Linked DNA regions of Homo sapiens: region 1 is linked to region 2. Evidence: chromatin loops called from intact Hi-C (ENCODE). Cell type or tissue: mammary epithelial cell. All regions are shown on one strand. Each heading gives the region's core, and the rest is flanking DNA. Links, peaks and the distances in the headings are about the cores only. Region 1 overlaps SHC4 (SHC adaptor protein 4). Region 2 holds the start of SHC4 (SHC adaptor protein 4).

The links. Peaks named below come from ENCODE experiments on the same cell type or tissue, not always from the same donor. Only the 100,000 strongest peaks of a DNase experiment are listed, where the experiment ranks them.
Region 1: a loop joins it to region 2, with 5 times the contacts of the local background. A loop is called at or near these places in 7 of 110 quality-filtered maps.

The regions. Positions count from the first base shown.
Region 1 is chr15:48,888,425-48,904,919 of GRCh38, reverse strand. SHC4 (SHC adaptor protein 4) reads left to right here. Exons shown (of 12, transcript NM_203349.4): 3 at 14,109-14,172. Among named protein-coding and RNA genes, the nearest start is that of EID1, 19 kb to the right of the region's middle. RefSeq lists a silencer at 15,940-16,121. In mammary epithelial cell, for the core only: no CTCF peak of the experiment used is centred there; a DNase peak (open chromatin) is centred at 7,669; H3K4me3 peaks cover 931 bases; H3K27ac peaks cover 1,991 bases.
Region 2 is chr15:48,956,304-48,972,798 of GRCh38, reverse strand. It overlaps SHC4 (SHC adaptor protein 4), which reads left to right and starts at 8,880. Exons shown (of 12, transcript NM_203349.4): 1 at 8,880-10,368. The coding sequence starts at 9,784. It also overlaps the pseudogene KRT8P24. RefSeq lists enhancers at 9,402-9,903, 9,904-10,406. In mammary epithelial cell, for the core only: CTCF peaks have their summits at 6,618 and 9,174 (motif pointing right); DNase peaks (open chromatin) are centred at 5,978, 6,618, 8,848, 9,138 and 1 weaker place; H3K4me3 peaks cover 1,684 bases; H3K27ac peaks cover 1,405 bases.

The sequences.
Region 1 (16,495 bases), core at 4,152-12,151, 66 kb after region 2:
GTGCGTGTGTGTCGTGTTTAGAGACAGGATCTCATACTGTAACCCAGATGCTGTAACCCAGGCTGGAGTGCAGTGGCATGATCAAAGCTCCTTGCAGTCTCAAACTCCTGGGCTCAAGTGATCCTCCTGCCTCAGCCTCCCAAGGAGCTAGGACCACAGTCATACAGCACCACATTTGGCTAATTACATTTTTTTGTGTGTGTGTGTGGAGATGAGGTCTTGCTATATTGCCCAGGCTGGTCTCAAACTCTAGGCCTCAAGCAGTCCTCCCACCTTAGCCTCCCAAAGTGCTGGGATTACAGGTGTGAGCCACTGTGCCCAGCCAGGTATATTTTTGAACAAAGGAATAAAAATAAATTTCATGAAGATACTCATTTGGTTCAGACAGCCTTGGGGTCCACAAGTTGATTCAGATGAAGGGAAGGATTTCTCAATCATGTGGAACTGGATGAGCTTTAACCTCTTTCTAGTTGAAGAGATCAAACATGGTTTCATCTATTAGCAGGCTGTTGAAATAGCAGTTTATTATTAATTTATAGCGACTTATCAACTTTGTCATCACAAAATTTAACATTTATAAAATAGATATTACTATTAACCCTGTTTTGTCCATAAGAATATTGAGACTTAGAGAAATTAAAAAATTTACCAAGGTCATCTAGCAAGTCAATAGGTGGTAGAACTGGAAATCAGATCTGCCCTGCCTCTTGTGCATTATGGGTCAACCAAAGTGGAATAATTTTAAGGAACAAATCTTGGGGAAGTGCTGAAAGCCAGAAGGGTCAGAATAAGGAAATGTTTAATCCTGGGTTTAAGATGCCAGATTCCTTTTTTGTGAATTCTCTCTGGAAGGTCTTCATAAAGATACTCATAAATCTGTAGGAAAAGATACTTTAATGTCCTTTTGTGATTTCTAAGGAGAAAAAAAATGTGTGAGATAGTAGTTCTCAAACTTTAGTATGCAAAGGCTTCTTAAAACAGAGAATGTTAGCTGGGGGTGGTGGCATGCACCTGTAGTCCCCACTACTTGGGAGGCTTAGATGGGAGGATCACTTGAGCTCAGGAGTTTGAGGCTGTAGCGTGTGATAATCACATACTTGTGAATAGCCACTCCACTCCAGCCTGGGCAACATAGTGAGCCCTTGTCTCTGAAACAAACAAACAAACAAACACGTAATATTGGACCCCAGCCCCAGAGTTTTTTGATTCAATAATTTGCATATCTAATGAGTTCCAGGCGATGCTAATGCTGCTGGTCCGAGGACTGCACTTTGAGGCCTGCATGTGCAAGGGAAGCCTATCCAGTGATTTTAAAATGAGGTCTCCACGTAATTTGGACCACAGATTACATGGAGGCTCCTTATTTTTGAGCAGGTGGTTCCCCAGAAAGTCCCCCAAAGCATCTGCAAGTTTTAATTGTTTTGTTTTTGCTTTTAAGAAAGGAAAATGGGAATATCAGGGAATGTGAGAACAGTGAGTTTTAACTATGCTACATCCTAAATAGCTAGAAAAAAAATGATATAATTCCTTTTGGGAAGAGTGAGCTAGACGGGAGGCACCCAAAACTCATCAAAAACTAATCTCATCCAGAGATAGTCTTTTCATTGGTAAAAGGAGAGCTTTGTGGCCAAAGTAAATGCAGGACAGTTGGTGCATCTCTCTACCTGCCAGGCAGATTTATTCCATTTCCTGCTGGTGTTCTCAGTAGGGAAGCTGAGAAATGCCTTGTAGAGTAAGTGCACAGCTCTGGTCCCTTTAATTATATGTGATTGAGTTGCAGTTTTTGAGAGCTGCACTTACTTTAGGAAATGTGTACTGTAGTGTATGTTTGAACAATTAAAAAATGGGTGTTTTTGATCCAGATCATCTGTGTCTCTTATGAGAAATTCTCTGAAAATGATTTTTTTCACTGTTGTCTGTGACAAAATAGGTTCTTGAAAGACATCATCTAGTTAAGTGTATGCAAGTTTAAGGGGGCATAACTCTGGCAGCAGCTTGTTAGCACGTCTCAGGCTGGATATTGAAACATGTTCTGAGATGGAGAGTTGAATGCAAAAGGTTTACTAGGAGGGCTCTTGAAATCAACTGTCAAGGGAGTAAGGGAAGCAGGGCCTGGCAGAGGGAGAGGCTGAAAAGCAATGAAGTCACAGCAGACTCCATGGGCAGTTCTGGAGCTAGGATGGCACTTCAGAGTCACCCCATATTGAGGTACGGGGACCAGGCCTTGGAACCCCATATTGACCAGTCAGGTCGTTGGATGCCTGCTGCTGCTGGGGAGGGGTCATAACATGGGCAGGGCAACTTCCCCTAGAGAGCACAATTTCTGTGTAAGGAACTCAGCTGTGATCCATGAGAAGTGAGCATCCCAGCAACTGGAGGAATGAGTACCTCTGTCCTGAAGGGGGATTGGATTTATATAGGGAGACAAGGGTTACACTTTGTTTTGATGACATAGCACTACCTAACATTTGTATGTTGAATACATTGTATTTCCAAGGCAGCCTACTAGGTACCATGCAATATCTGAAGAAAGCCAGACATGTATTCTGCCTTTATAGAAACTTATACCATCCGTTACTATACACATGATAGACATAATTTGACCTACTATATAACATATTAACTATAGCATTCCAGTTATAACACAGAGAATACTTTGCTGGGTAATAGGTGTTGTACAAATTAGGTTAGACCCAGTTCTTTTTTTTTTTTTTTTTGAGACACAGTCTCACTTCCTGGCCCAGGCTGGAGTGCAGTGGCACAATCTCAGTTAATTGCAGCCTTAACCTCCCGGGCTCAAGCAATCCTCCCACCTCAGCCTCCCCAAGTAGCTGGGACTACAGGTGCAAGCAAACACACCTGGCTAACTTTTGTATTTTTTGTAGAGACAGGGTTTTGCCATGTTGCACAGTCTGCTCTCAAACTCCTGAGCTCAGGCAATCTGCCTGTCTCGGCCTCCCAAAGTGCTGGGATTACAGGCATGAGCCACTGCACCCGGCCTAGACCCAGTTCTTAAAGTAGATAGCCATTATAAGGATAAAGCAATAATAATGGCTAGCATTTACTGAGGTACTGTTCAAAGCACTATTATTATTCTTACTTTTTATATTTAAGGAATTGAGACATAGAGAGCTTTAAAAACTTGTTCAGGGTGACAGAGATTGTAAGAGACAGCTAGATTTTGAACTCTGGCTAACTGCAGAGTCTACCTGACTAGCTTTTCCTCACTTTCTATTATCATTAGAAAGTAGAGTTATAGATAAAGCCATCAAATTTTAACAGTTACTATAATTTTGCACTTTTGTTTATTTCTGTATTGCTTGCCCAAACACTTTGCACTGTTTCATGTACATAGTATCACTTAATGAAGGTTAGATGATAATTAAAAGGAAAAAATAATTTGTTTCCATCTGCCTCTACTGAGTGCTGTTAGAATAAAAGAATGGAAAAACAATAATTTACAGCGTAAAGGGAGTCCCATAATTCTTATACTGACATAGGGAAAGACCCCTTTCTTATAATACCCAACTTCCTGTACCAAGAAACCGAACAAGACAAAGTTCAAAATATGTATAAACAATCCTTGCAAAAGATTACACTCTAATAAGCTTTGCACCATGCACAAGCTAATAACTGACCACGACCCCAAAGCCTCTTACATTTGTTTCCGGTTTGCTTTAGAGCAAGAGTCAGAGAACAACAGCCTGCAGGCCAAATCCCACCTGCTACCTGATTTCGATTTTGCCACCTTGTCAGCCAAGAATGGTTTTGACAATTTTTAAATGGTTGGAAAAAACACCCCAAAAGAATATTTTGTGACACATGAAAATCATATGGAATTCAAATTTCAGTGTCCATAAGTGTTACTGGCACACAAGCACATCCATTTGTTTATGGATTGCCTATGGCTGTTTTTCTAGCTACAACAGCAGAATTGAGTAGCTGTAACAGAAACTATATAACCTGCAAAGGCTAAAATATTTCCTACCTGGCCCTTTTCAGAAAAAGTTTGCCAACTGCTGCTAGAGTGATTCTCAACCTTAGCCTTGTTGGAAGCATTTGGAAGAGATCTTAAAACTTCTGACCCCCAAGCCCTGTCCGGCACCAATTAATTCAGAATCTCTGGAGCTGAGACCCAGTCTTCAGAACTTCGTAAAATTCTTGGTGGTGTAGTCCAATGTGCAGCCAAGGCTGAGAACCACTGCCTAGAGTGTTGAATGCATTTTAGGGGCAAATAGATTAGATCTTGCTGCCTCCAGGATGACCTTGCTGCCTCCAGATAAGAGAGAGAATGCAGGCCACTCTCTCACTGCTTGTGTGTGCAAAGGGTGATGTAAGCAAAGATGTTCAGGACCTCCATGTGCCCTCTGGTAAAAGCCCTTCTTCTTCTTCTTTTTTTCTTTTTTTTTTTTTGAGTTGGAATCTCACTCTGTAGCCCAGGCAGGAGTGCAGTAGCACGATCTCAGCTTACTGCAACCTCCACCTCCCAGGTTCAAGAGATTCTCCTGCCTCAGCCTCCCAAGTAGCTAGGACTACAGGTGCCCACCACCACTTCCGGCTACTTTTGTATTTTTAGTAGAGATGGGGTTTCACTATGTTGGCCAGGCTGGTCTTGAACTCCTGACCTCAGGTCATCCTCCCACCTAGCCCTTCCAAAGTGCTGGGATTACAGGTGTGAGCCACTGCGCCCAGCCATAAAGCCCTTCTTCTTTAGGAGATGAGAATGGGGGAGGCAGAGAGGAGAAGAGAGGATTATACCAAATATCTATCCCAGAATATAGAGTGACTACATTGAAAACAAAATTCCCCAGAACGGAATATCATCAAACGTATAGACAGTGTAACCTTCCCTAGCCTAGCCTCTAGGAAGAGGTGACCTCATTCCTTAACACGCACTAACACAACCATCTGGTCTAAGCTATAGAGCACAGAACCTGTTACTCAATGCAACGAGTCCAAGTAGGTTTAATCAGCTGTGTGGTTCATGAACTCTGTGTCAGAATCACTTGGAAGGTTTGTTAAGCTGTAGATTCCTAGGCCTCACCTCAGAATCAAAACCTCTAGGAACAGTCCTAGAAATCTGTATTTTAACCAGCACCCAGTTGATTCTTAAGAACTTTACAGTTTGATCACCACTTACCTAAATGGTGTACTCTCTGTGGATGTGCAAGCTGAAGTTGTCCTACTATTATTTGTCAAGGTGGATTAACTTGGTAGGCCAGTTGTTCGTTCCTTCCAGAGGTGCACACACATTTAAAAAAATGGAATTCCCAAAAAAATTTACAACATATTTGCCAAATAGCCTTTAAAAGAACCAGAGTTATTTAAAAAAAAAAACAGTGGTAGAAGTAATATATTCATTACACCAATTGCTGTCTTGCTCAGTAATATAGACACCTGTATGACAAACTGTTTTACTGTTTGTTTATTTATTTATTCATTTATTTATTTATTGAGACGGAGGGTTGCTCTGTCACCCAGGTTGTAGTGCAATGGCACAATCTTGGCTCACTGCAACCTCCACCTCCCGGTTCAAGCAATTCTCCTGCCTCAGCCTCCCTAATAGCTGGGATTACAGATGTGCACCACCATGCCCAGCTAATTTTTGTATTTTTACTAGAGATGGGGTTTCACGATGTTGGCCAGGCTGGTCTCAAACTCTTGACCTCAAGTGATCCGCCTACCTTGGCCTCCCAAAGTACAAAGATTACAGGTGTGAGCCACCACACCTGGCCAAACTGTTTTAAATATCTTTAAAATTCCAAGTATTCTCTGAAGAATTTTTGGAAGTAGATATACATTGCTTAGAGTGAGCTTGAGTGAATAAAGTGGGTGACTAAGTAAGACCTGTTTTCGGTTTTTTTTTTTTTTTTTTCTAAATGAGCTTTGGCTTTTAAGTGACCACATTATGCATCAGTGCACTCTTTAACTCCAAAAGACACACCTTCATAATATTTTGAATATTTTGTCAAAAACAAAGTTGTTTTAAAGAAGCCCAGTTTACCCTAAAGGAGAACAATCTTTTGAATTTATAAATTCCCATGTATTTTATATGAAACCAACTCTATTTCTTATTGTCATTTCTTTAACCACTTATAAAGCCTATAAGCCATCAGTTTGTGGGTGTAGGTGTTTGAATTTTGAGATACATGATTGTATTACAGGAAATCTCTGTGGGGACAGGAAAAAACCAGCACTTAATGTCCGTTAACTAGTGAGAGTTATAGGGGAGATGTGATACTCCAGACAAGAGGGTCCTTCACTTCATTCCAGTGTGATTAATGGGTTCACATTTGCATCAGAGCCAAAGGGCAGAATCACGAAGTAGACAGACAAACCCATTTCCTATGGTTGCTGAGCTGGGTTGGCTAGCAAATGTACTTTAGAAACAGACTTTAAGTACAATTCAGGTGAACAGAGTGGGACACTAAGTCAGTGTGGGGATAAATGCTGTGGGCAGTACTCAAAGGTTTTATTTGACCATCCTGGGACCCGAGGTGCCTGTTTCTAAAGTGAAAGGATGTATTTTATGAGGCTGAGTTCACCCTCCTAGAGTACACGGGTGATGCCCCTTGATAATAGCACAAAGCAAGTCTGAGGCTTTCCATTTTCAACTGGTCTGTGGGCACTGACTGCGTTCATTGTGTGCTTATCGCCACAGAGGCAGGTTCCTGTTCTAAAGTGTCCTGTCTGAGGGCTTTCACAAATTCTTGGATGTCTTTAATTTCACTAAGCTGGACAAAATTGAACACATAGATCACTGAGCCTTGCTGTCCTGGAGGCAAAGATTTAAAAAAAGATGGTACTGGTTTCCCTAGAACAATGAGAACAGCATGATACCACATGGATGTGCAGTCTGAATTACTCAGTCTCTTCATTCATAATAAGAAGGCAATCCAAGACATTTAGGGTGCAACATGTCCCTTAGACTTTGTTAACTGATTTCTTTAAGGACTTACGTTGGAGATGCAAAGTGAAAGAAAGACCTTTGGGAAACGCAGGTGAATTTGTTTTGGCTGAGTATCGTTGACTTTTTATTTTGGAAAGGCTCTTGCTGTGATTAAAATTTTATTCTCATTCCTATTTGCAGGGACAAAACTGGAACTACTCCTTCACTGCATATGTGACTATAGATGTGTGTGTGTGTGTGTGTGTGTGTGTGTCAGAAGGTGGGGGATGTGGGGATCATTGCCTTTAATCATTCCAGCTGGGCCCCTTTGCCTGGTTTCATGTTGCACATTTTCTGGCTTTCCTATTTACTGAAGAACTGCATCTTGACATTCACCAGAAAAAATCTGCCGCGCAGCCTCTCCTCCCATTAAATGCTCCCCTTTGTCTTGGATTGTGATATTGCCTTCCAAACTTAAAAAAAAAAAAAGTGTGTGCGTGTGTGTGTGTGTGTGTGTGTGTGGCGACATTGCTTCCAGAGGAGCTTAACTGTTTAAGGGTTAAAAACACAGAAGAATTATAACTTAAGTGTTGTAGTGGCCAGGAGTTGATGAAGAAAGGTGGCTTTGTTTGGATGATTAGTTTGGACTCTGTTAAGACAGACAAAATATCTTTTTTTGGTCTTATGGCGTAGGCAGGGTTTTATATGCTTAAAAGCAAATCTTCCACGGCATTCTCATTCTCTTACATCAGCCCACTTCTCCCCTTCTCTCTCATGTGGCGAAACAATAAACAAAGTGGCCACTGTTGGTGCTCTGGGGCGTTTCTCTTTCTTTCTAATACAGGCTCCCAGGATGGAAATCTTTAGCCACTGAAACCCCAAAATTTCTGCTCCTCTAAGAGCAGACACTTGCTGAATGTTTGCTAGCTGGAGAAAGTCTCACCGCCACTCAGCTCCAAAAAGGTTCTGCAGGAGCGCAGCTGCTTGGGCTGCAAGAATGGCGGGGACCCCCTGAGCCCCAGGAGAAATCGCTCTCAACTCTGTTTTCTTTTTCTTTCTCCTCGGCATTTGTAAAGTTGGCCCAAGGGTGTGGCTGAGACTCCAGAAAAGCACTGAAAGTACTATTTGTTCTTGAAAATGTTACAGTTAATGTCTTGGTCCCAGTAGCAGGGGAAGAAAAGATCTTTGTGAACAAAAGCAACAAAATGTAGGCATCTATCTGCCTGTCCTTGCTGGGATTTCAGGAGATTTGTTAACGCTGCTATCAGCAAGGCCAGCAGAATTTGAGAGGTTAATTTAAAGCAGTATTTCTTAACCTGGGATCTGTAATTTCTAAGAGGTCCACAGAATGTTTTGGGGAGCTTTGGGGTGAGGAGTGGACCTTCTTAAATGGAATAGAAAAGTTTGTACAGGCTGGGCGCGGTGGCTCATGTCTGTAATCCCAGCACTTTGAAAGGCCAGGCGGGCAGATCACCTGAGGTCAGGAGTTTGAGACCAGCCTGGCCAATGTGGCGAAATCCCATCTCTACTAAAAATACAAAAATTAGCCGGGCATGGTGGCAGGCACCTGTAATTCCAGCTACTTGGGAGGCTGAGGCAGGAGAATCGCTTGAACCCTAGAGGCGGAGGTTGCAGTGAGCTGAGATCATGCCATTGAACTCCAGCCTGGCCGACAGAGTGAGACTCCGTCTCAAAAAAAAAAAAAGAAAGAAAAGAAAGAGAGAGAGAGGGAGAGGGAGGGAGAGAGAGAGAGAGAGAGGGAGAGGGAGGGAGAGAGAGAGAAAGAGAGAGGGAGGGAGGGAGGGAGAGAGAGAGAAAGAAAGGAAGAAAGAAAGAAAGAAAAAGAAAGAAGGAAAGTTTGTACAAATAGGTCTTTTACTGGAGAGAGGCATGGCTCATCTTAGAGTCTCCAATTCAAAAAATTAATAACTACTATTTTTTTTGAGACAGGATCTTGCTCTGTCGCCCAGACTGGAGTGCAGTAATGTGATCCTAACTCACTGCAGCCTTGAACTCCTAGGCTCAAGCAATCCTCCTGCATCGGGCTCCTGGGTAGCTGTGGCCACAGGTGTGCACTGCTGTGCCTGGCAATTTAAAAATATATATATTTTTGTGGACACAAGGACTCACCATGTTGTCCAGTTGGTCTCGAAGTCCTGGACTTGAGGGATACTCCTGCCTCGGCCTCCCTAAGTGGTGGGATTACAGGCATGAGCCACTGTGCCTGGCTAATTATTACTTTTTAAAGCAAGTTCATAAGCACAAGTTTTCCCCTTTTTTTCTTTTGAGCAGAGTTTTGTATATCAAGAGATTTTGGGCGCTCTGTAAAGCCTCACATGCCTCAAATATACAGTTCTGAGTGAGCGTGTGAGTGCACACTCATATGTGTTTGCCCAGGTGGGCACAGCCTGGCTCCAGATGCTCGTTTCTTCCAGGAGGTGGCAGCCAGCCATAGACAGCAGAGGGCTGGGGAAGGGCAGGGGCATCCGAGTAAGCCTTTTCTAGAGTCAGCCCCTACCACTTTGTCCTTTTGCCTGGGTAGTTTACCAGCCACGCGGGTATTAACGATTGGCCAAAGAGCTGCGCCTCACTATGTTAGGGGAGTGAACAAGGGAAGGACAGTCAATATACTACTTTCCCTAGTCTCTGGAGCCTAGGACTCCCTCCTTTTTATCCATCTGGCAATATGGTTCCTCCCCGGTGCTTGTGGGTTTTGAAGTCAGAACTGGATTTGCATTCTGTCTCTCTCACTGTCAATTGCGTTATTTGTACAGTTATTTAAATTATTTGAACTTTATTATCCTCATTGGTAAAATGAGGGTAAAGTCCATACCTTGGAATGGTACTGTTATGACTCAATGAAATGATGTACATAAGGTGCTCACTTCTGGGCCTGACCATAAAGAGTGCTCAGTAAATAGGGGCTGGCCAGGAGCTGTGGCTCACACCTCTAATCCCAGCACTTTGGGAGGCTGAGGTGGGAGACTCACTTGAGCCCAGGAGTTCAAGACCAACCCAGGCAACATAGGGAGACCCTGTCTCTACAAAAAATAAAAAAGGAAAAGAAAAAATTAGCTAATTGTGGCGGTTTTTGCCAGTTGTAGTGGTCCCAGCCACAGGGGAGGTTGAGGTGGGAGGACTGCTTGAACCCAAGGAGGTTGAGGCTGCATTGAGCTATGATCCCACCACTGCACTCCAACCTGGCAACAGAGTGAGACCCCCATCTCTACAAAAGCAAAAAAATTAAATAAATAAATATAAATAGAGGCTGTTCTTTCACTGAAACTCGGGCTCCCTGCTACTGCAAGGTGCACCATTCTAAAAGGCTTTACTAAACGTGCTCAAGATTTTTTATCTTTATGAAACTTTTGGGAATAGAAACAGGTAACTCTACTTAAAAAACTGAAAAAGGAAATCTGGATTTAGTGGCTACAAAGATGGAGGGGTTAAAAGCTAAGCTGGAATGGGAGCAGAGAGAGAAATAAAGAACATCTGTTAGTATCCATAACAGGAACATTGTCCCGTCTCTCTATGGGTGTCACCTCTCCATTGGGACATCTTTGATGTGCCTTCACATCTCAACACCTTTGCCTCACACTAGCAAAACTCCTGCTGAAGGAACTTACTCTGCATTATTTTCAATATTTTAAAGGATTACTTATCCGATCAAGTGCACAATGAAAGTAAAACATAACATTGTTTACCTTGTTTATATCTAAACATCGGTAGAATCAGAAACAAAATAGCAAACCACAAAAAAAGCACCTAAAACCAAGCCATAGTTTACAAGCTCTTTCTATATTACTATTGACACAGGATTAATTTTGTATAGCTGCTACCAATGTGTACATACTGTTGCAAGTTCTACTTTTTCACACTAATTTATATAGACTTCTTCATATTTCTATAGTCCGAGTGGCAATATTTATTTTGATATGTTTTATCTCTATATCACAAGACTTCGGGTTGGTTTCTTACTTGAAGTGTTTCTTTTACTTATATACTCAATGCTATCCCAATACAGGCTTCTCCCCACCTTGTCGAAGTTTGTAATAAGTTATTTAAACAAATTGTTTTTAGAGGCAGGGCCTCGCTCTGTCACCCAGGTGGGAGTGCAGTGGCACTGCAGCCTTGAACTCCTGGGCTCAAGCAATCCTTCCAAGTAGCTGGGACTACAAGTATGTGCCACCACGCCCCACCTGTGCTCTGATAAATTTTGACATTTGTCAACTTTTACCAAATTACTCTCAGATTGTATTAATACTAACCAAGGCCCCTGGCAATGGATAAATATGCCTAAAGCAGAATATTTCCCATCTTTTCCAACACTGGGTTTTGTATCTTTTTTCCTAATTTAATATGAGTGAAGTATCTTGTTGTTTTAATTTTCAATTTTAAAATTATAATGAATGTGAATATTTTCCCGTCTTAAAAAGCCAAATGATTTCTCCCTCCTTTTGTGTGAATTATCGGATCCAGGGGTCAACAAACTATGGCCCATGGGCCAAATCTGGCCAGCCTTCAGTTTCTATAAATAAAGTTTTATTGGAACACAGCCATGCTCACTTGTCTACATATTGGCTAAGGCTGCTTTTTGTGCTACAATGGCAGAGTTGAGTACTTGCAAAAGAGCAAAGTCTGAAATATTTACCGTCTGGCACTTCACAGAAACAGTTTTTAGACTCTTATTTCTTAGTTAATATTCACTCTTCTACTACCATATGTTATGCTCCAGCAATATCAAAGTACCTGTAATTCCCCTCATATCATGATACTTTGTGTTTTGGTGTCTTCACCTATGTTCTTCTGTCTGTCTAGAATTTCCAATCCCCTCCCTGCCAGGAAGGTTCATCCTTTCAAAACCTCCTTGAGAGGTATTCATGCTGTAAAGTATTCCCTTCAGCTTCAATTCACTGCATTACTTTTTGTTAGAAGATATTGATAATTGGTGTGAGAATCAAGAAAACAAACGTGTGGGAAAACAGTTTGTGAAATTACAAGATGCTATATAAAAGTAACAACTTCTAGTAAAAAGTTACTATATTTGGCATATAATTATTGTTATATTTTTATTATTGTTGTTATTATATTTGGCAGCATCAATATCCACCTTTGTTTTTACTTTAAGTTCATATCATTTATAGTCAACTTTTTTTTTTTTTTTTTTGAGACGGAGTTTTGCTCTTTTTGCCCAGGCTGGAGTGCAATGGCGTGATCTCAGCTCACTGCAACCTCTGCCTCTCGGCTTCAAGAGATTCTCCTGCCTCAGCCTCCCAAGTAGCTGGGATTACTGGTGCCTGCCACCATGCCTGGCTAATTTTTTGTATTTTTAGACCAAAACATCCAAATCACTCTCATGGATTAAAGGATCTGCCCTATCTTATAATACCTCTTTATTAAATACTGTCAATAGAGTGGGGTGCCTGGACTAGCTATTTCGGCAGTATCAGTGCCAATTTGGATTAATAATATGAGTCTTATCAATTATTGAGTAGTCATTAAGATGACTCAAAATGTCAATCAACCAACCAAGCCAGAGGGCCCAACTATCTGTGTTATCCTTCTATTTGACTCCAGAGAACAAAGGATAGAATCCTAGAGAAACAATAAATATGAAATTCTGAGAATATATGCTAACCAAAGATCCATTCTATCCTTTGGTTGCAGATAATTATGCAAAAATCAGACAAGATAATACCTTGAAGAAGAGTTTCATTTATATAGAAAAAATGATCTGAGCTAAAACATACATTATAAGTGCAAAATAATGCCTAGAATCTTTGGGAATTCTGCTTATCTTTCAAAAGTATTTTCTAGAAGAACATCGCTCTGCACTACAAAATATCATAGCTGTAGTTTTAAAAATGGGTCTGCATGGCCGGGCGCGGTGGCTCACGCCTGTAGTCCCAACACTTTAGGAGGCCGAGGCGGGCGGATAACGAGGTCAGGAGATCGAGACCATCCTGGCTAACACGGTGAAACCCCATCTCTACTAAAAATACAAAAAAATTAACCGGGCGTGTTGGTGGGCGCCTGTTGTCCCAGCTACTCGGGAGGCTGAGGCAGGAGAATGGCATGAACCCGGGAAGCGGAGCTTGCAGTGAGCTGAGATCGCGCCACTGCACTCCAGCCTGGGCGACAGAGCGAGACTCCGTCTCAAAACAAAAACAAAACAAAACAAAACAAAACAAAAATGGGTCTGCATTCCTCTCTCTGACCTCTCCCCACTTCCTTTGGGAATCGAAACTATAGAAAATATTATTGTGAAATATAATATATATAAAAACTATAATACAATGTTGCATGTGTATGTGTATTGGTGTGTGTGTGAGAGAATATAGTTTATTAATTTAAACAATGATCTCTGGGGAATCCAGAAGAGATTTCCATTTGCCTTGTGAGAAGTTTAATATATGTGTTCAAAGCCACAAGGCTAAGGTTCAAATTACACAGAGTGAAAGCTTGGGCAGTTATGAATGCTCAGAGTCCCAGAGACAAAAGCTTTTAGTTATAACTGCATTTCTGGAAAGGAGGGCGCCAGTTTCTTCACCACTTCCATTAAGGAGCAACTACTTATTTTAGCGGTGCCTTTCTCTCAGGAAGTGCAATATATAGGAAGGGCAGAAAAGTAAGCAAAGGAGGAAATTTGATATTGATTTCTTTTCTTCTGTGAAATTACATGAAAGCTCAATGGCTCGCAGCAGCAACCTAGTCAATAAAACTCCATTTGAGACCACCTTGAAGTTCAACGTTCTCCCGATCCTTTTAAATTTTCTCGTGTCAGGTTCTTTTTGCATTTAATTGTCTTTAGTTCTGAGATACTATGAAGCTTTTTATTCATAACATTACAGAGATGATTTTGCTAAAGATAAAACTGCGAAGTATTTCCAGATGACAATGCCCTGCCCCTCCTTTTTGGTTAAAAATCAACAACACAATAAACAAAATCTGAAAACCCAAGGAAAAACAGAGATGAAAAAAGCGAATAGTAGAGCTCCTTGTTGTAAAGCAATTGCTCAGTATTAGGGTGCTGCTAGGTTTTCCTGCAGAAGGAGTAAGTACAGCATTTCCTCCTGTGGGGCTGGGAGAATACCATTTGTGTTAGACTCACTATTATGTATGTGTACTTTTTGGTCGTGATAATTTCTAACATTTCTTAAACACTTACTGTGTGGAGGTAGTATGCTAAGTCTTTATTTATATGGTTTCTGTTCTTTAGGGAAGCAATAAGTCGCCTGTGTGAAGCTGTCCCCGGGGCAAATGGAGCCATTAAAAAGCGAAAGGTAAATGATGATGTGGTTTTCTTGTTTATGTTTCCCTAATTATGGCAAAGATAGTATGAAAATCGCTGTTCGTTCATCCCACCATATGACCAAGGTCCAGCCTGGCCTTTATTAGGTGGCGTGATATCAGAGCTGCACTCAAAACTGCTCTTGTCCCTCAAATCTTTCCGAGTTGCCTGACACTGTCCGACGTGGTGATACCTCCAGCTGCAGAGGGGAGAAAGCCCTGGGCTTTATGTCAGAAATGTAGGGTGCCAGAGTTGGCTGTTACTGACCAGTGAGCATGGGATCTCATCTTGCTGAGACTCTGTTCTTATTTCCTGTGGAGTTAGGGAGTTGCACTAAATGGCCAGTTTAGTGCCTTCCAATTTCCACATTTTATAATGTATGTATTCTGCATTATAACATTTTAGACTTTTTAGGCTTCCTGGCCTATTTTCTAGTATAAATATGGATAGTGGTAAAGGTGAGGTAATAGCACATGGGTACAGTAGCTTTCCCTGTGGAAAGAAAGCAAAAGTTTTGATGTTAGACAGACTCGGATTAAAGTCCTGCCTCAGCCACCTACAAATGGTGTACTCTTGGACAAGTTACTTAACCTCTTGGATCCTTGGTTTACTCATCTGTAAAATGGGAGAAAATAGCACTTACTTTATAGAGTTATGTAAGAAATAAACGAAGTGATGTCTACATACTATCTACCACAGCGTCTGGCATCTATTACACTTTCTGTGTTAATGGTAGCTAGTATTATTGCTATTAAGCTATGAGCCCTAGAATATTTTGTTGGTTTGAAAAGTCCAAAGGGCCAATGCAAAAGCTCTTGAGATAACTATATAAATCATATAGAATTGCAGACTGTTTAAGGGAAGGGTTTTTTGTTTTTGTTTTGTTTTTTGTTTTTGAGACGGAGTCTCGCTCTGTTGCCCAGGTTGGAGTGCAATGGTGCGATCTCGGCTCACTGCAAGCTCCGCCTCCCGGATTCAAGCCATTCTCCTGCCTCAGCCCCCCGAGTAGCTGGGACCACAGGAGCCCGCCACCACACCCGGCTAATTTTTTGTATTTTTAGTAGAGACGGGGTTTCACTGTGTTAGCCAGGATGGTCTTGATCTCCTGACCTCATGATCCGCCTGCCTCGGCCTACCAAAGTGCTGGGGCCACAGGCGTGAGCCACCGCACCCGGCGGAGAAGGGTTTTTTAAGAGATCTTCTGGTCTAACCTTTTCATTTTGCCAGCTACTAAACTGAGTCTGAGACAAGAGATGATATTTGCCTGAGTCACTAGGATGATTAAGGTCAGAGCCAGCTGTAGAAGCCAAGTCTTCAGATTCCCAGCTTAGGGCTCTATTTCTATACCATTCTGCCCCATTTTTGGTTATCATTCTTCATTATATTACATAGGGCTGAACCCAGTGTCACCTAGAGAATCCACACGGTATGAAACATTCTGACAAATGGCTCTTAAATTCCATCAAGGACTCCCTTTGACTAGTTTCTTTCACAGAACCCATGGTTCCAAAGTAATCTCTAACCTCTTCCTGCTTCTCATAATTTCTGATTAGGATGCTTCAACTGGATGATTCCAGCTACCAGGCAAGATATTCTCATTTAAGGAGCAGGGATTCCCCATCCCAAAATAAAACAGAGCAAACCTGGCTATCATCTATCCGGAAAGTACACTTGCAGAGAAAAACAGAAAAGCAGCTAGTTTCCTTCAACAGCTGGCATGTATTGAGTACTTAGTATGAGCCAGGGACTCTTTCCAGCACTTTAGGCTTTTTTCTTTTCTTTTCTCTCCACTTTATTGTGGTAAAATATCCATAACATAAAATTTACCATCTTAACTTTTTTTTTTTTTTTTTTTTTGACAGTTTCACTCTGTCACCCAGGCTGGAGTGCAGTGGCTCACTGCAACCTCTGCCTCCTGGGGGTTCAAACGATTCTCAATGCCTCAGCCTCCCGAGTATCTGGGATTGCAATCATGTGCCACCATGCCTGGCTGATTTTTGTATTTTTAGTAGAAATGAGGTTTTACCATTTTGGCCAGGCTGGTCTCTAACTCCCTGGCCTCAAGTGATCTGCCCATCTCAGCCTCCCAAAGTGCTGGGATCATAGGTGTGAGCTACCACTCCCAGCCTCATCTTAACCCTTTTTAAGTGTACAGTTCAGTGGTATTAAGTACATTCATATTTTTGTGCAGCCATCGCCATCATCCATCTTTAGAACTCTTTTGATCTTGCAAAACTGAAACTCTACACATTAAACAAGAACTCCCCAGTCCCCTATCGCCCCGGCCCCTGGCAACCAAAATTCTACTTTCTGTC
Region 2 (16,495 bases), core at 5,649-13,648:
ACGCCGGTCATCCCAGTGCTTCCCAGCCAGTGTCTGCAGCTCCTCATACTTGATCTGCTACATAATCTCAGCCTCGGGCCGGCTGCAGTTGGCGATTTCCTAGTACTGCGCCTTGACCTCCGCGATGATGCTGTCCATGTCCAGGGAGCGGCTGTTGTCCATGGACAGCACCACAGATGTGTCCAAGATCTGGGACTGCAGCTCTGGGATCTCCTCTTCATACAGCTGCCTGAGGAAGTTGATCTCGTCAGTCAGCCCCTCCAGGCGAAACTCTAGCTCTACCTTGTTCATGTAAGCGTCATCCACATCCTTCTTGATGAGGACAAATTCATTCTCCATCTCTGTAGGCTTATTGATCTCGTCCTCGTACTTTTTCTTGAAGTCCTCCTTCACGAAAAACATGCAGAGCCCCTGCATGTTGCCAAGCTCTGCCTCCAGTTTCAGCTTCTCCTGGCCCAGGATCTCTAGCTGCCCCAGAAGGTTGTTGATGTAGCTCTCGAACATGTTGTCCATGTTGCTCTGAGCCGGCTTCTGCTGCTGCAGGAGGCTCCAGTTGGTCTCCAGCATCTTGTTCTGCTGTTCCAGGAACAGTACCTTGTCAACGAAGGAGGCAGACTTGTTGAGGGTCTTGACCTGCTCTTTCTCCTGGGTGTGCATGCCCTGCATGTTGGGGTCCACTTCCAGGTTAAGGGGGCTCAGCACGTTCTGGTTGACTGTGACGGCTGTGATGCCTCCCATACGCTGGCCCCGCATAGCCTCCACACAGACCCATGCTGGTGCCCAGGACATCTCGGAAGCTGCTGCTGCCCACTGGGGAGAAGCTCAACAAGCTTAGTCAATAATTTTTTTTAACTTTTATATTCAGGGGGTACATGTGCAGGGTTGTTATAAGGGTATATTGCATGATGCTAAGGTTTGGGGTACTAATGATCCCATTAGGAGGCCCGGGGGCCAGAATTGAACACCTTGTAGGACTTCTGGGTCACCCTGATGGACATGGTGGAGGCAGGAGTGGAGGCAGGCAGGCTGAACCAGGCAGAGATTCGAGAAGGAACGGAGAAGCTACTTCTAGGTCCCGTAGTTAGTTTTTCAACCCTTGCCTCACTCCTGGCTTCTCCCCCAATGGTCTCCAGTATCTATTTTTGCCATATTTATGTCCGTGAGCACCCAATGTTTAGCTACCACTTATAAGTGAGAACATGCAGTATTTGGTTTTCTGTTCCTGCGTCAATTCACTTAGGAAAATGACCTCCAGTTTCACCTATGTCAACGCAAGGGACATGATTTTGTCTTTTTTGATGGCAGCATTATATTCCATGGTGTATTTGTATGACATTTTCTTTAATCTGCCATTGATCTGCACCTAGGTAGATTTAATGTCTTTGCTATGGACAAGTGGGACCTAGTTAAAGAAAACTAGGTTTGCTATGGTGAATAGTGCTGCAATGAAGACATGAGTGCATGTGTCTTTTTGGTAGAATGTTTTATTTTCTTTTGGATACATACCCAGTAAATGAGATTGCTGGATCAAATGGTAGTTCTGTTTAAAGTTCTTTGAGAAATCTCCAAACTGCTTTCCACAGTGGTTGAACTAATTTACATTCCCACCAACAGTATATAAGCATTCCCTTTTCTCTGCAGTCGTGCCAACATCTGCTGTTTTTTGACTTTTTAATAATAGCCATTCTGACTGGTATGAGTGGTATCTCATTGTGGTTTTGATTTGCATTTCTCTGATGATTAGTGATATTGAGCATCCTTTCATGTTTTTTGGCTGCTTGTATGTCTTCTTCTGAGAAATGTCTGTTAATATCTTTGCCCACTTTTTAATAGAGTTGTATGGATTTTTTTTTGCTTGTTCAATTGCTTAAGTTATAGATTCTGCATATTAGTCTTCTGTCAGATGCAGAGTTTTCAAATATCTTCTCCCATTCTGTAGGTTGTCTGTTTACTCTGTTGATAGTTTGTTTTGCTGTGCAGAAGCTCTTTAACTAGGTCCCACTTGTTCATCTTTCTTTTTGTTGCAATTGTTTTTGAGGGCTCAGTTATAAATTCTTTCCCAAGGTTGATGTCCAGAATGGTGTTTCCTAGGATGCTTATGGTTTGAAGTGTTAAATGTAAATCTTTAATCTATCTTGAGTTAATTTTTGTATGTGGTGAAAGGTAGGGGTCTAGTTTCTTTCTTCTGCTTATGGCTGGCCAGCTATACCAGCATCATTTATTGAACAGGGAGTCTTTTCCCCATTGCTTGTTTTTGTCAACTTTGTTAAAGATCAGATGGCTGTAGGTGTGTGGCTTTATTTCTGGATTCTCTATTCTGTTCCATTGATCTATGTGTGTGTTTTTGTACCAGTACCATGCTGTTTTGGTTACTGTAGTCTTATAGTATAGTTTGAAGTTGGGTAACTTTGTTCTTTTTGCTTAGGGTTGCTTGGCTATTTGGGCTCCTTTTTGGTTTCATATGAATTTTAGAATAGTTTTTTCTAATTCTGGGAAAAATGATGTTAGTAGTTTGATAGGAATAGCATTGAATCTATAGATTGCATTGGGCAGTTTGGCTATTACAGTGATATTGATCTTAATTTAGCCTTTTCTGGTCATGCTCCTCAAAATTTTTCCAGCCACTGCCTGTTGCCCAGTTTTGAAACCACTTCACATTTTATATTTGTTATAGTAGTACTTCACTTGTGGTGCCAAAATCTGTATTAGTTTTCAATTGCTGCCATAATAAATTACCACCACCTTAGTTTAAACAACACACATTTATTATCTTGCTACTGTAAGGGTTGGGGTAGACGTTTGACACAGGTCTCTCTGATCACCTGCTTAAATCAAAGTATTGGCAGGGCTACATTTCTTTCTGGAGACTTTAGAGAAGCATCTGGTTTCTTGCTTATTCAGACTTTAAGCAGAATTAAATGATTTACAGCTCTACGTCTGAGATCCCTGTTTCTTTGTTGGCTGTCAGCTGAGGACCCTGTCTTCATAGCGCCTTCCTCCATCTCCAAAGGCAGTAACAGTAGGGTGAATCCTTCTCACGCTTCAAATTTTTCCTCCATTTTTTTATATCTCAAATTTCCTAGCTCTTACCACAACAAGGAAATGTTCTCTGCATTGAAGGACTTGTGTGTTTAGATTGGGCCCACGCAGATAATTCCCCCATCTCAAGGTCTGTAATCTTAATCACATCTGCAAAGTTTCTTTTGTCATGTTCCCGGGATTAGGGTATGGACATCTTTGGGAGTGCTTAGTCTGCTTACCATACTGTCAACATCCAGAGTTGAAACCAGGTTGATCTGACTGCTTTTGGACTTTTCCCACCTGATTCTATAATCTCCTGTCATAACTGTGCTTCTGTCTCATACCTAGAGGCCCTGCTCTTCTTATGATCCTGTTCTTGCCACTGTATTTGTGTCAGGTAGCAATGTGTTGGGCTGTAAGTCATAAATAACAGCTAAGAGCTGCTTGAGTTGCTTGAATTATTGAGGTTAATTTTTGTCACATAACAAATCTAGAGGTGATTGCTGGTCTTGGTTCAGGGGTTCAATGATGTCAAAGCATTGGCTTCATAATTTGGTTGGTCTTTCCTTCATGGTTGCAGTATGGCTACCATAACTCTAGCTATCATATCCACATTCAAGACAAGAAGACATGGGGTAAAGAGTGGGCTCCAGTTTTATCTGCCCTTTTAATTAGGAAGTAGATGTTTTCCCAGAAGTCCCCATCATATTTTAACTTGCATCTCGTAGATCAGAACTGTATCAAATGCCCCTATTCCCTGCAGTTACAGGGAAGCCTGAGAAGGAGAGTATTTAGCTTTTCCTGGTGGGGGTGGGCAAAGGAAAAGAAAGTTGGAAATGAGGATTGGATTAGCCAATTCATAGTGTCAGAGTTTCAGCCTATCAGGACTCTATCTTTGCCTTTTTCTCTTGCCAGTCACAATTAGAGTGGAGATTCTGCTCCTGAATCAGCCACCTGATGATTGTACTTGGACCACTTTAACACCCACTTACTCCTTATAAAATCTTCCTGGCCCCAATTAACTACTTGGCCTGCCATCTGACATGGCCTGGATGCACTTTCTGTTGCTTCTAGCTGCTGGCCCCTGGAAGCACCTGACCACCTTTCAGAGCCTAGAGACTCCATCAGTCCCCTGGCTCTGCAGAGGTAAGCTTCTATTCTGACAGGGCCTGTTTTTACATGGGTCATTTATAAGCATTGTGTGTGTGTGTGTGTGTGTGTGTGTGTGTGTGTGTGTGTTTGCATGTACAAAAAAGGGGACAACTGGACCACATTGGCCAAGAACATTTTAATCCTATGCTAGGTTTAAATTTAATAAAGTAGAAGGTCTTCTAAAAATATTACCATGGCAGATAATATCTGTTTTTATCTTCTTCCCCCCAGTAACAGAACTGTGACTTTCTGTGCAGCAACCACGCACCCAGACAAAAGACTTTTTCATTCTCAGATGAAGAAGACTTTATCTTCTTTTACAGCTAGGTACAGCATGTGATTAAGTTCTGGCTAATGTGATATAAATTAAAACATTGTATGGGGTATCCAGAATGTTTCTTTAAAGAGAGAGGGCGTATCGTTCTTTGTCCTTTCATCCGTTTTGCTGCCTGGAGTGCAGATGAAATATCTGGAGCTCCATCAGCTATTTTGGGCTATGAGGAGAAGGACTATACTTTAGGGATGGCCAAGAGCTGACACTGCCTCTGGATTTCCCACCTCCAGAGTAATAAACTTTCTATTTAATCTATTATAATTTTTAATTTTTATCTTATTTTCAACTGAACATGACCCTAAGTAATTCATCTACTTTTCATCTTCATGCTAACTCTTTACATAGCCTTCCCAGGTACATTATTTTCTTTTCAACAGATAGGAAAATATCCGTTTTCCTGTTCATTTTTTTTTTAGCTGGTCCTAGTTCTAGGAGTGTGAGATCAACAGCAGCCATCAGAAAACTGTTGACCTACAGGGCTGGAGACTGTGAAAAAAACAGAAAACATTGGGTTCAGGAAGCAAAAGGTGATTATTTCTAGAGTTAATGACAACTTTGGGGGATATGATTTTTGTGAGGCTAGGCCCTTACTCTCAGAGATACAATTCTTCTTCACCATCTCATTTCCCCATCCTGAAAATGATATTTTGGTCTCTACCAAGAACTTTATATAAATATTTTCTTGTGGAATTTTTTCCCCAAAATAGAGCTTCAGCAATGTTTTCATTCCCAGCTGATGGGCTGTTAGACTCATTGTGGGTATTGCTCAGTGAAAATCCTTTGCTAGTAGGCCTGCTTTATGGTAGAAATTGTAGTGGAGGGATGAAGTAACAGTCCTTGTGCTATAACACTCAGATGCCACCTGCTCCACTTTGTTCCAAAGTAGCAATTGGCCTACAGCCCCCCAGAGTTATTATGTTTCTGCCTTGTTCTCTCTCCTCTTCCCCATATCCTCTAGCACAACCTTCCTCTACCCCGAATTCCATATTGGATTATCTTCAAAACTGGGCTGGCATTTTTGCCAGGTTCTCTTCTCTCCTCCTCCTGGACCTGGCTAATTGTAGCATGACCCAGCCTGACCCAGGTCTTCCTTGAAACTGCCTGTTCTACTCAAGAAGCTCAGCCAGCATAGGATGTCTCTTAAGAAGCTGACATGTTGTTTCCTAGCAGGTGCCTTTAGAGAGGGGATGTCTCAGAGTAAAGGAGGCATACTGCTGGGGTCTAAGCAGAACTCTGTTTTCCAAGGGCAATGATGAGGCATTCATGGTTCTTAGATGATTTAATGACAATAATGGTTTTTCTTATCTATTATTCATGTTGTTACTTGTGAGGTATTTAGGGTGAATTTTATAGGTATGCTTTCCAAGGAGGAGAAAGGAGCAAGAACTAACATTTATCGAGCATGCAGTAGGAGTTAGGTTCATATACACTGGATCATATCACAGTGGTTAAGGGCATAGTTTGGAGTGAGTCAGTGCTCGATTCTACACCACAACTACCACTTCCTGGTTATGTGACTTGGGCAAGTCAGTAAATGTCAGATAGCACCTGCTGCATAGGCTTGCTGGGGGGCTTAAATGTGAAACACTTAGTTCAGGACCTGATCTAGAGTTAGTGCTCAGCAGATGTTATTATTATTGTGCACATTTTACATATACAAAACCTAAGTCTCAGAGAGGTTAAATAACTTACTCAAAATCCCACAGCTGGTTCTGGAATTCCCAGATTAATGTTCATCCAATTACATTTTGCTGCTGAGTGCATACTGCTTGTAGGTAGTGGCCCAGTTACAAAGGTTTCCTGAGATATCTAGTCTAGTATTATCTTCTGATAAATGATCTTTGGGCTAAATACACTTTCCCTGGGGGTTTTGGAGGGGTAGATACAGGAAAACCATAGATAGGAAAATATTCTGCCAGCCCTGATCTCATTGATCTGTGAGGGCCAGCTCAGGGGTAGGCTTCCCAACAACCCTAGAACCTCCAAAAATCCCCAGCTCATCTTCCTGTCCAGTCATTTCTCAGAGCTTTAGGAAGCAGTAAGATGCCCTGTAGCCATCATAGGCCTGGAAACTAGACTTGAGCTCTCTGGTCCCCTGGGAGGCAGCAGAGTACAGTGGCTGCCAGCAGAGGCTTTGCAATCAGGCCCAGAGGGATCCCAAGATCATTGCTCAACAGCTGGAGCACCTTGAACAAGTCACTGCCCTTTCTCTCAGCCTCATTTTCATATCTGTAAGGCAGTGAGGAACATAATCCAAGCATCCACAATTTGTTATAATAATTGAACCAGAATGTAGGTAAACTGTCAGGTGTTCCACAAATAGTAGCTCTTATTAATATTATTTTAATCATGACTAATTGAAGAGGATGTTCTAATGCCCTGGAAAAAGCAAACCATCTGCTTTACCCACCCATCTACCTAGAATGAAAAGCAATTCAATCAACGAGCCTTCTCTTGGGCTGTTAGGACTGAGAGAGTGGTCCAGCTGGGCAGGCTCAGCCTAGAGGCTATTCCCCACTTCCAGTTGCAGATCTGGTCTCTTTCACCCTCGTAAAACGCTGTAGCAGAGCTACCCAGGACAGCCAAGGTCTCTAGGCTTTGGGAAGAGAAGGAGCCCACAATGGCCATGACTGCTTTCTTACCTTACTTAGTCCCACTTCGCAACCCCCAACCCTCCCAGGACTCGCACTTTCTGAGGCATGTAGGCTGGTCTGGGCTCCTGGAGTCTGGCCAGCATGGTGCCTACCTAGATGAGCTGGCTCCCCTGGACACCCCATCCTGCAGTCATGAGACCTCTGTAAGGATTCCTATCAGCCAGGCAGGCCCATGTCCTTTCCAGCCTTCTCCAGGCCCACCTGATTTAAAAAATTGTTTTCTTTGGACAATGTTGAGTTTCTTAGCTTCTCCCACTTTGTACTAATTTTTCTTTTTAGTTGCCTAGAATGATGTAAACTCTGCAGTGTGAGGGTTAAGAATATGAGCTTCAAGGGGAGGTAGCTCTGGTTCCAATGGCCATTTTTTCATACTGCCCACATGTACTTAGTGAGATGGGCACTGTATGGAGCATTGGGCCTCGTAAGCCCTCATAACAACCCCATTAGATGGCTGCTGCCAACATATGAGGACATTCAGGCACGGAGAGGTAAAGTAACTTTCTAAAGGGAGCATATAATGAGGTCATCATAGCATAACAGAAGCAACACAGGGACCCAGGGACCCAGGGGAAGGCAGGAAAAATGAGAGGAAGAAAGCAGATGAGGAATGAGGAGGAATGAGAGGTAAATATTCTTGCCCAGAGCCTGTCTCCTCAGCCCCAGGGATGTGGGGTCCAACTGATTTAGCTACTTCCCTCAGTTTTGCCAGGAGGAGATGTAGGGCAGGGAAAAGGAGGTCAACAAGGATTGAAGGGAAGATTTATGAAGATGCAGAAAGGCCTTTCCAGGGAAAGAAATGTCTGAACAGGCTTGGCAGACAGGATGTGATGGGTGCTTTATTTCCCTGGGGGACCAGGGAGCTTGGGAGGAGGATGCCGCTTTCACTGGTCACTCTCAACCATTTAATTCAGAACCTGTGTTTGGATCCCAAGGGAGCTCAGGCTCCCAAAGTCATGAATATACATAAGCCTAATCCAGCATTAGGGACAATAAGATAATGAAGGTGGCACCCTTAATTCCTTTGGTTGCCAGTTTGTCTTAATTTTTTAATTAATGAACAATTTCAGATGTCAAAGCCTTGAGACACGGAGTAATGCAATCTTTTCTGAGAGTTCTTTATCTCTTCCTATGTGTGATTTCCACCCCACCCCGACACCCCACACCCCCAGTGTTTCAGCAGTTTCCTCTTCTCCATTCCTGAAGAACCTGCATTTCCTTTTCCCAGCTCTGGTTTTGGCTTCCTGTGTGCTAAGCCTTTGCAGTTGTCATCATGTCTTCAGGATGCATTTGATAGGTACAGGAAGTCGCACCAGACGGAAGATGGAACCAACAATCAATAAAAAAAGAACTATGTTTCTAAGAAAAATGCATCATGGCTTCCCACAGGAGTTGTGAACCATATGTCCTAATATCCCTGTAACAATGGGTCTAATTTTTAGCTCTTCTGCTCTGCCCTCCCGGCCATCTCAACAAGAAAGAAAATAGATCTTTTAACCTGCTGCTCCCCGGCTAATGATCTGTAGTAAAGATTGCCTTTCCTTTTAACTCATTCATCAGATACCACAAAATAAAATACGTCCCTCCTCTCCCGCTAGCTTTATTTCTCTCGGCTACTAGTTTAGTATATTTATGGTGTATGAGTCATCAAGCTGCCTCCTGATTGGATAAAAACCAAGCACCTCTGAGACCGTCAGTCAATTACAGCTATTCTCAGCTTCATTCACAGATTTATTAGCTTGCACACACACAGAGAAATTCATTCGGCAAAGTTCATTCATAAAAATTTCAACACGCTGCGTATCATCCTGCACATCTCAGCTTTCGGCTGCAAATGGGCTTCTGAAAAAAGCTCCGAGAGGAATCCAGGAGGGAGGGAAGCTCTGAGCGAGGGTAGGCAGGCTGGGAGGGGATCTGAGGAACACGGACCCATCACAAGTCAGTGAAACAATGCGGAGCAGCGCCCGTCAGTAGTACTCCTGGCTGGTGGCCCAGAACGGGATGCAAGACAAGATCTTCCAAGAGAGGGCAGCCTTTGGAATCAACGAACCCAGGCAAAAGGGCCTTTGGTTCATAGATACATTTTTTTTTCCTTTTTAAATGAACAATCACTGGAACAAATAAAGGGTTAATAGGCCAGTCATTTGCCCCGCCCTGTGAGAGCCGAAGGGAGCAGGTTCGAAAGTTCCTGTGTGCAGAACAGAAGGCTGGGGTGAGGGTGGGAGTCGGGTGCTAAATATTTCTACTAGGCTCCTGCAAGGCTAGTGATGCAGCGGGCCCCCCGACCGGCGCTCGCCCGGGTTCTGCGCCTAAGAGTTGGCCGTGAGCGACCCGCGCCGCCGGGAGCCTGGGTCTAGGCTCTCCCGACAAGGATTCCAAGGCGAGAACACTGGTGCCTCTGCCTGGGCCAGGGAGAGACTGAAATCAGAGCAGGGGAGGCGTTTCCCCCATGGGCTGTCACCCTTAAGGGGCCGGGAGCCGAGGTGGGCGAGCTCGAGAGCAGAGTTGGAGAGGTGGCTGCTGTGAGTTGCATCGGGCGTTGAGGTATCTGATGTCTGCACCGTTTATCTACCAGACGACGAGGCGATTTATGCAACAGTATCCTGTTTCAGCACTGCCAAGGCTATGCGAGAACGCGGCCAGGACAGCCTGGCAGGACTCGTGCTGTATGTAGGACTCTTCGGGCACCCCGGGATGCTGCACAGGGCCAAGTACAGCCGCTTTCGGAACGAGTCGATCACGTCCTTGGACGAAGGTAGCTCCGGAGGCTCGGTCGGGAACAAGGGCTCGCCGCAGCCTCCCCACCCCGCCCTGGCACCTCACCTGCCGACTGAAGATGCCACCTTGCCGTCGCAGGAGAGCCCCACCCCACTGTGCACCTTGATCCCCCGCATGGCAAGCATGAAGCTGGCCAACCCGGCCACTTTGCTGAGTCTGAAAAACTTTTGCCTGGGTACCAAAGAGGTGCCTCGGCTGAAGCTCCAGGAAAGCCGGGACCCAGGTTCCAGCGGCCCCTCTTCCCCAGAAACCAGTTTAAGTAGGTCCGGGACTGCACCTCCACCGCAGCAGGACCTGGTGGGACACAGGGCAACCGCCCTAACCCCTGATTCGTGCCCGCTTCCTGGCCCTGGGGAGCCAACACTTAGGAGCAGGCAGGACAGGCACTTTCTACAGCACCTGTTGGGGATGGGCATGAACTACTGTGTGAGGGTAAGTCCATTTTCCTCTCTGCCCTCTAAGAACTTCCGTGGAAGGGGGCATCTTCTCTGCTTTCTGCAAGGGGTCTAATGTTACCTGCCTGGGTTCTGTGTTTGGACAGGACATGATTCAACTGGACCAAGGCGGAGGGGAGCTGGGTTTATATATGTCCCTACAACTATCTGACTTGTACTGGAGTCAGGCAGCCTTTGGTTCAAGGACATGAACCGGTGCTAACTTGTAGGACATGAACTTGTGGGTACTTGGCAGGTGTAGAGGCAAGTTCTGATAGAGGCAGCTGATGGCACCACTTTGTCCCCGCTGGACCTAGTATTCTGGCCAAAAAGAGTCAAGGACTTCAAATCTGATCAGTGATTGAGACCTGGTAGGTTATACTGGCCATTGTATTTTGGATGAATACAGTAAAGATTTCTGTGCTGTAGAAACACATGGTGTGTAAGGGGCTTGAATTATTCTTTAAAAATTTATTTCAGCATTTAACAAACACTTCTCAAAACACGTCCGAGTCTCTAACCTTGTGCCAGGAGCTAGTCTTAGCTCTCCGGTGCACATTTATTGCCTTTACTGCCTACGCTGCAGCAAGTAGGCCTTGTCCATGAGCTATGGGCAAAATCAAGGTCCTTACTGGCCTTGTATCTGTCCTTGCTCAGTCAAGATGTGGGCAAATGAAGATTTGGCCTGTGCCCTTTTGCAGCTCAGATTTCAATGAGATCAATGAATACATGCGAAATACTAAGATAATAATACTTAGCAATAGATAGCTAATATGAGAATGCTGAGGGAATTCAGAAAAAAGGAAAGATTATGTGATCTGGGATTCATTCACATGGGGAACCCTCAGGAGAAGATGAATCTTGGAAGAAATGTCAGATCTGGGTTGGCAGAAAGGAGGGGATTCCTGGTAGGCCAAGAATAGGAGCAAAGTCACTGTGGTGGCTGCAGGGGAGCATCACACAGGCTGGGCCTTATGGAGGAGGAAGGGGAATGCTGGAGAATAGTGGGTGACTGAGGGAGGGGGTGGCTTGTAGTACTCAAACAAGTATGAGTTGAATAAAGACAAATAGAGATCACGGGTAGCTTGGGAGACCGAAGTTGACTGAAGCTCTTAAATGCCAAATGAGGAGATTGTAAATACTGTGATTGATAAATGAGAATCCTCCTAGGTTTGTAGGGCATGACTTGCTGAAAGTAATTTTTAAAAGACCAGTTGGTTGATTTATTTGACATGGATTGAAGCAGGGAAAAATTAGAGACTTGGAGGACAGTAAGAAAGATACTCTGAGAGTTTAGGTATGAGGCAATGAGAACACTGATTAAGGTGGAGAGGAGAGAAAGGAGGTGAATGGTAAGGCATTCTGTGACAGAAGAATGAGAGAAGCCTCAACAACCCTGGGAGATTAAGCAGATCATTTCAAATCATAATATAACTAATAGAGTAGTGAACATTTATGGAGCAGTGGGTAGATTGATTATTTTGTTACCATTGTTGTTTATTGGGGTTGTGATTGATTATTGATGGAGGGTTGTAAAGGGTGAAAAAAAAACTTTCAAATTGAAGTCTCAGAATGACATCAGTGATGCCAATGACTGAAGCAGAGTAAATTAGGAAATGGACTCATTTTAAGTTTGTTTTTGACATATTAAATTTAATGTAATTATTTGTAAATAATGCTAATATGTAGGTAGACAGTCATATAAAACTAGCACTCAGGCGAGATGTCTGATCTGAAGGTATAGAGAGCTAGCCCAAGAACTGTATTACAGACAATTAGGATCTCAGTATTACAAACAGACAATTAGGATCTCAGGGAAGTTCAAATAATAAACACTGGAAGGGTTACAGAGAGAGCAGGCTTGGGCAGTCCTGGCAAATGGGTAACTAAAACCTCTAAAGCAGATAAATGTATGGGACATGCAGCTCTCGCCCTCACCCACAGTGACATGGCACATAATGGAAATATTTTCATGTTTCTACTCAAAGTTCATGGGCATATTCTCATTTATCAAGATTAGGTGTGTGCCAGGCCCTCATGGGAAAACGAGTGAGTCTCCAAACCTGGGCTCTCTGCACTTGCCTTACCATCACCTACACATCCTCTAGCCTCTGCCTCAGCTTTCCTTTCCTCTTGTACCTCCTGCAACCTCCCCATACCCACACACCTGTACAATTTTAAATGTGAAAAGAGTTGCTGTGTGATCTCCAGTTTCCCTAGGGAGTGCCTCCTCTGGCGTTTTAGATTTTTAATGGGGGCACCATCTGTCTTTTCATGGCAATAATCACTGACTCCAGAAAAAGTGCTGACCCCACGACCCAAATGAACCTCACAAGATTGCCGATATCCGTGATGTCCGATACAAGCTAATGACATCTCTTATGAAGTCAAAATACGTGAAAGAACTTACTTATTAAGTTTTATAGAATCCTAACTTTGAAAGACGGAAGACTCAGAAGTTATCAAGGTCAATTCCTTAATGGTGAAACCAAACCCCAGGTTTTTCAAAGGCCACACAGATGAGTTAAAGCAGAGTGAGATCTAGAGCCCAAATCTCCTGTGTGCCATTCTTATCTGTCTTCACCACAGGTTTCCATCCTGGTTGTTGTTCTGTTCCTCAGAATTCTTTTGAGATGTGAACCAATTTTGAAAAATGAAATGCTAAGCTATTAATTTACAGTAAAAATATCATACCAAATGAACCAAAGTTGTGAGCTCTGTATTCCCATCTGTAGGAAAAAGCACATAAAAAATTTTAAATCAAACCTTGCTTGGTAATAATGGATTCATAGGAGAGAACTGAGAGAAAGATGATCTTAATGGCTAGTTGACACAGGGCTGGTGGATTTAGGGGCAAAGTTTACAGGAAAAAAGCCACTTCATATTCTACCTTCTTATCCATATCATGTGACTGCTCCTCTCCCTGCCCCAACTTATTTGCTAATCCATTCATCCATTTATTTAACAAATATGTATTATGAATCAATTATGCAGCAGGAACTGTTCTAGGCACTGGGCATCCATGAACAAAATGAATCAGTTCTAAGCATCAGTAAACAAAAGAGACCAGGTCTGAATCATTGTGAAATATTTTAGTGAGCGGAGATAGGTTCAATTGAATAAATGAAAAAATATACTATTTCAGATGGCATTAAGTGCTATGGAGAGCAATAAAGTGGGGTAAGTGAAAAAGGCAGTAGCTTGGGTGGGAATGGAAGGCATATTACTCTTGGGTAAAAAGTGGGATTGTTATAGCTACTCTTTACTTTGTTTTCTTGCATATTTTCTCTTTATGATAGGGACTATATTTTTCATCTGCGCTAAGCTAGAGTTGACTTTGGGTTAAATATTCTTTTTAAAAAATGGTTCTTCATTTGGTCTTATGATGTAGAATAAATTATATAGCTGAAAACACTTTATGAATCCTGACCACCTGTTTTGAGTAACTTTAATTGAAGCTCAGACTTTGGACCACCTGAAGGTCTCTCAGGGAAGGGGGCCTAGCAAACCATTCTTTGAAAGATATTGAGCCAGAAATAGGACAGTGAGATCCCAGTCTGGGCAAAGTAGTGAGGTGGGCAAAGCCCATTAAATGGTGTCAAATGTGACTTCATTCTCCCCATAAGACTGAGTCTCCTTTCTTTAGAGGCCTTTCCAAGTCCATTCATCCATCAGCAGACATTCATTTAAAGGTCTCCCAGGTGCCCAACATAGTGGGGAATGTGGAAAATCTACAACGTGACAGTGTTCTCCTCTTTAAAATGAGAGAATTGGCTTGAAAGCCCCCTCGCAGCACCAGTATTTAATGAATGTAGGGTTCCTTTCTCACACGGGAGGTGTTGAAAATGTTAGTTTCCTTTCCAATTCTCAACTTGGCTCAAAGACTTAATAAAGCAGAGGCAAAGAAACCAACCTTGACGAGCTTTGGCAGGTAACTGCAGTGGCCCTCACCACAACCCCCTGAGGAAGGCCGTGTTCTCCAGGTGAGGACACTGAGAGCCCAGGTGTCTGTGATCCACAGGATACTTCACAACTAGTAAGTAGCAGACTGAGGATTCCTAACCAGGTGTGTCTCACTCCAATGTTCCTCCACTTCCCAACCTCTCACTTGCCTCCAAGCAAGACAGGCAGCCTCTGAAGTATGGGAATGGAGTAGCGTAGATGAGAGGCCACACTGTGCAGGATAGCCTCATCATAGGACCAGCCCATGGAACTTGCCTTGTGATATGCATTTGCATGATTTCAGTCTCTTCACTTCAGCCCAGCCCAGCCAACTGTTTCCCAGATCGCATTAGTTTCCTAGGGCTTCTGTAACAAGTCCCACAAACTGCGTGGCTTACTACTATAGAAATCGATTCTCTCACAGTTCTTGAGGCTGGACGTCTGAAATCAAGATATCAGCCAAGTCACGCTGTCTCTAAAAGCTCTAGGGGAGGAATCTTAGAGCTCTTCCTTGTCTCTTCTAGCTTTTGGCAGTTGCCTGCAATTCTTGGTGCTCCTTGGCTTGTAGATGCATCACTCCAATCTCTGCCTCTGTCTTCACATGCATTCTCTCTGTGTGTCCATGGCCAAATTTCCCTCTTTTTTATAAGAACATCAGTCATTGGATTAGGGCTCACTCTCATCTAATATAATCTCATCTTTATTTGATGACATTTGCAAAGACCCTATTTCCAAAGAAGGTCACACTCACAGGTTCTGAGGGTTAAGACTTGGGCATATCTTTTTTGGTGGACATAATTCAACCCAAAACAGTCCCCAAGAGCATTTATTGCAATGTGTTTGCTCACATGGGCCTTCTTGGGTATCAAGCTCATCAGCTTTGTGTGCAAATAGAAATTTGTGTTGAAAGATTTTCTTTACTTCCTTTATAAATCCCACAGTATACTCTTACCATCCGTCTTCTCCTGTCTAAGGTATCTTATCACTGACCCAGTAAACTAGTATTGTCAATCATCTGTTGTCTAGACTAGATGTAGTCCACAGTACCACAATGTTACATCTACCTCAAGTAGCTTTTCCATAGGAGAATACAGGTCTAGGAGTTTGGAGACGTGCATTGAAGTAACGGCTCTGACACTAAGCTGTGTGATCTTGGGTGGGTCACTTCACCTCTGTGGGCCTCATTTTCTCATATTTAAAAGAAGTTTCAGCCAGGCACAGTGGCTCATGCCTGTAACCCCAGCACTTAGGGAGGCTGAGGCACGCATATCACTTGAGGTCAGGAGTTCGAGACCAGCCAGGCCAACATGGTGAAACCTCATCTCTACTAGAAATACACAAATTAGCCGGGCATGTTTGCATGCACCTGTACTCCCAGCTACTTGGGAGGCTGAGGTGGGAGGATTGCTTGAACCTGGGAAGTGGAGATTGTAGTGAGCTGAGATCATGCCACTACACTGCAGCCTGGGCGACAGAGCAAGACTCTGTCTCAAAAAAAAAAAAAAAAAAAAAGAAAGAAAGAAAGAAAGAAAGAAAAAGAAAAAAAGAAGAAGAAGTTTGAACAAAATGCTGCTTAAAATCCTGAGACTCCAGGTCTTCTTTCCTACCTGTTTGAAACCCCTTATTATTAGGATCTCTTTTGGTTAGAAAGAGTTACCTTGAGGAAATAATGTTTATCCACTTTATGTTAGCAGAGAAGAGAAAGAATGTCCTTCAGGGATGCATTCACTTCTATTTTAGCACCCTCTTACTAACACTGAGCTGGCTTCACCAGTAAGGCAGAAAGGAGGGTGTTATACTGGCATGGGTGGAGGCAGTAAGTTTTAGAGAGATGGAGGGTGGTAGAACAGCATCCAAGAGTAGAATTCCAGGGAGGGGTGAAGGGTGGGCTAGTTCGGGGGCAGGCCAGGGTTGGAAGAGGTGAGCGATAGTGGATGGGATTGTGGGAACATGGCATTCCTCATGTGTCTGGCCAGCTAGGTCTGACTGGACTTGGTGTCCAACAGGAGGACTGCAGAAGTGACAGAAATTAAGCCATCTCTATTTTCTCTGGACAAAAGAGCCAAGAGAAAAAGGCCTTGCCACACACATAGCCTGGTAACTCTAACCTTGAAAGAGGGAGATTTGTGACTCCAGGAGACTCCTGGAGAGACAGTCCCATGGTTTACACAATGAAGCCAGAC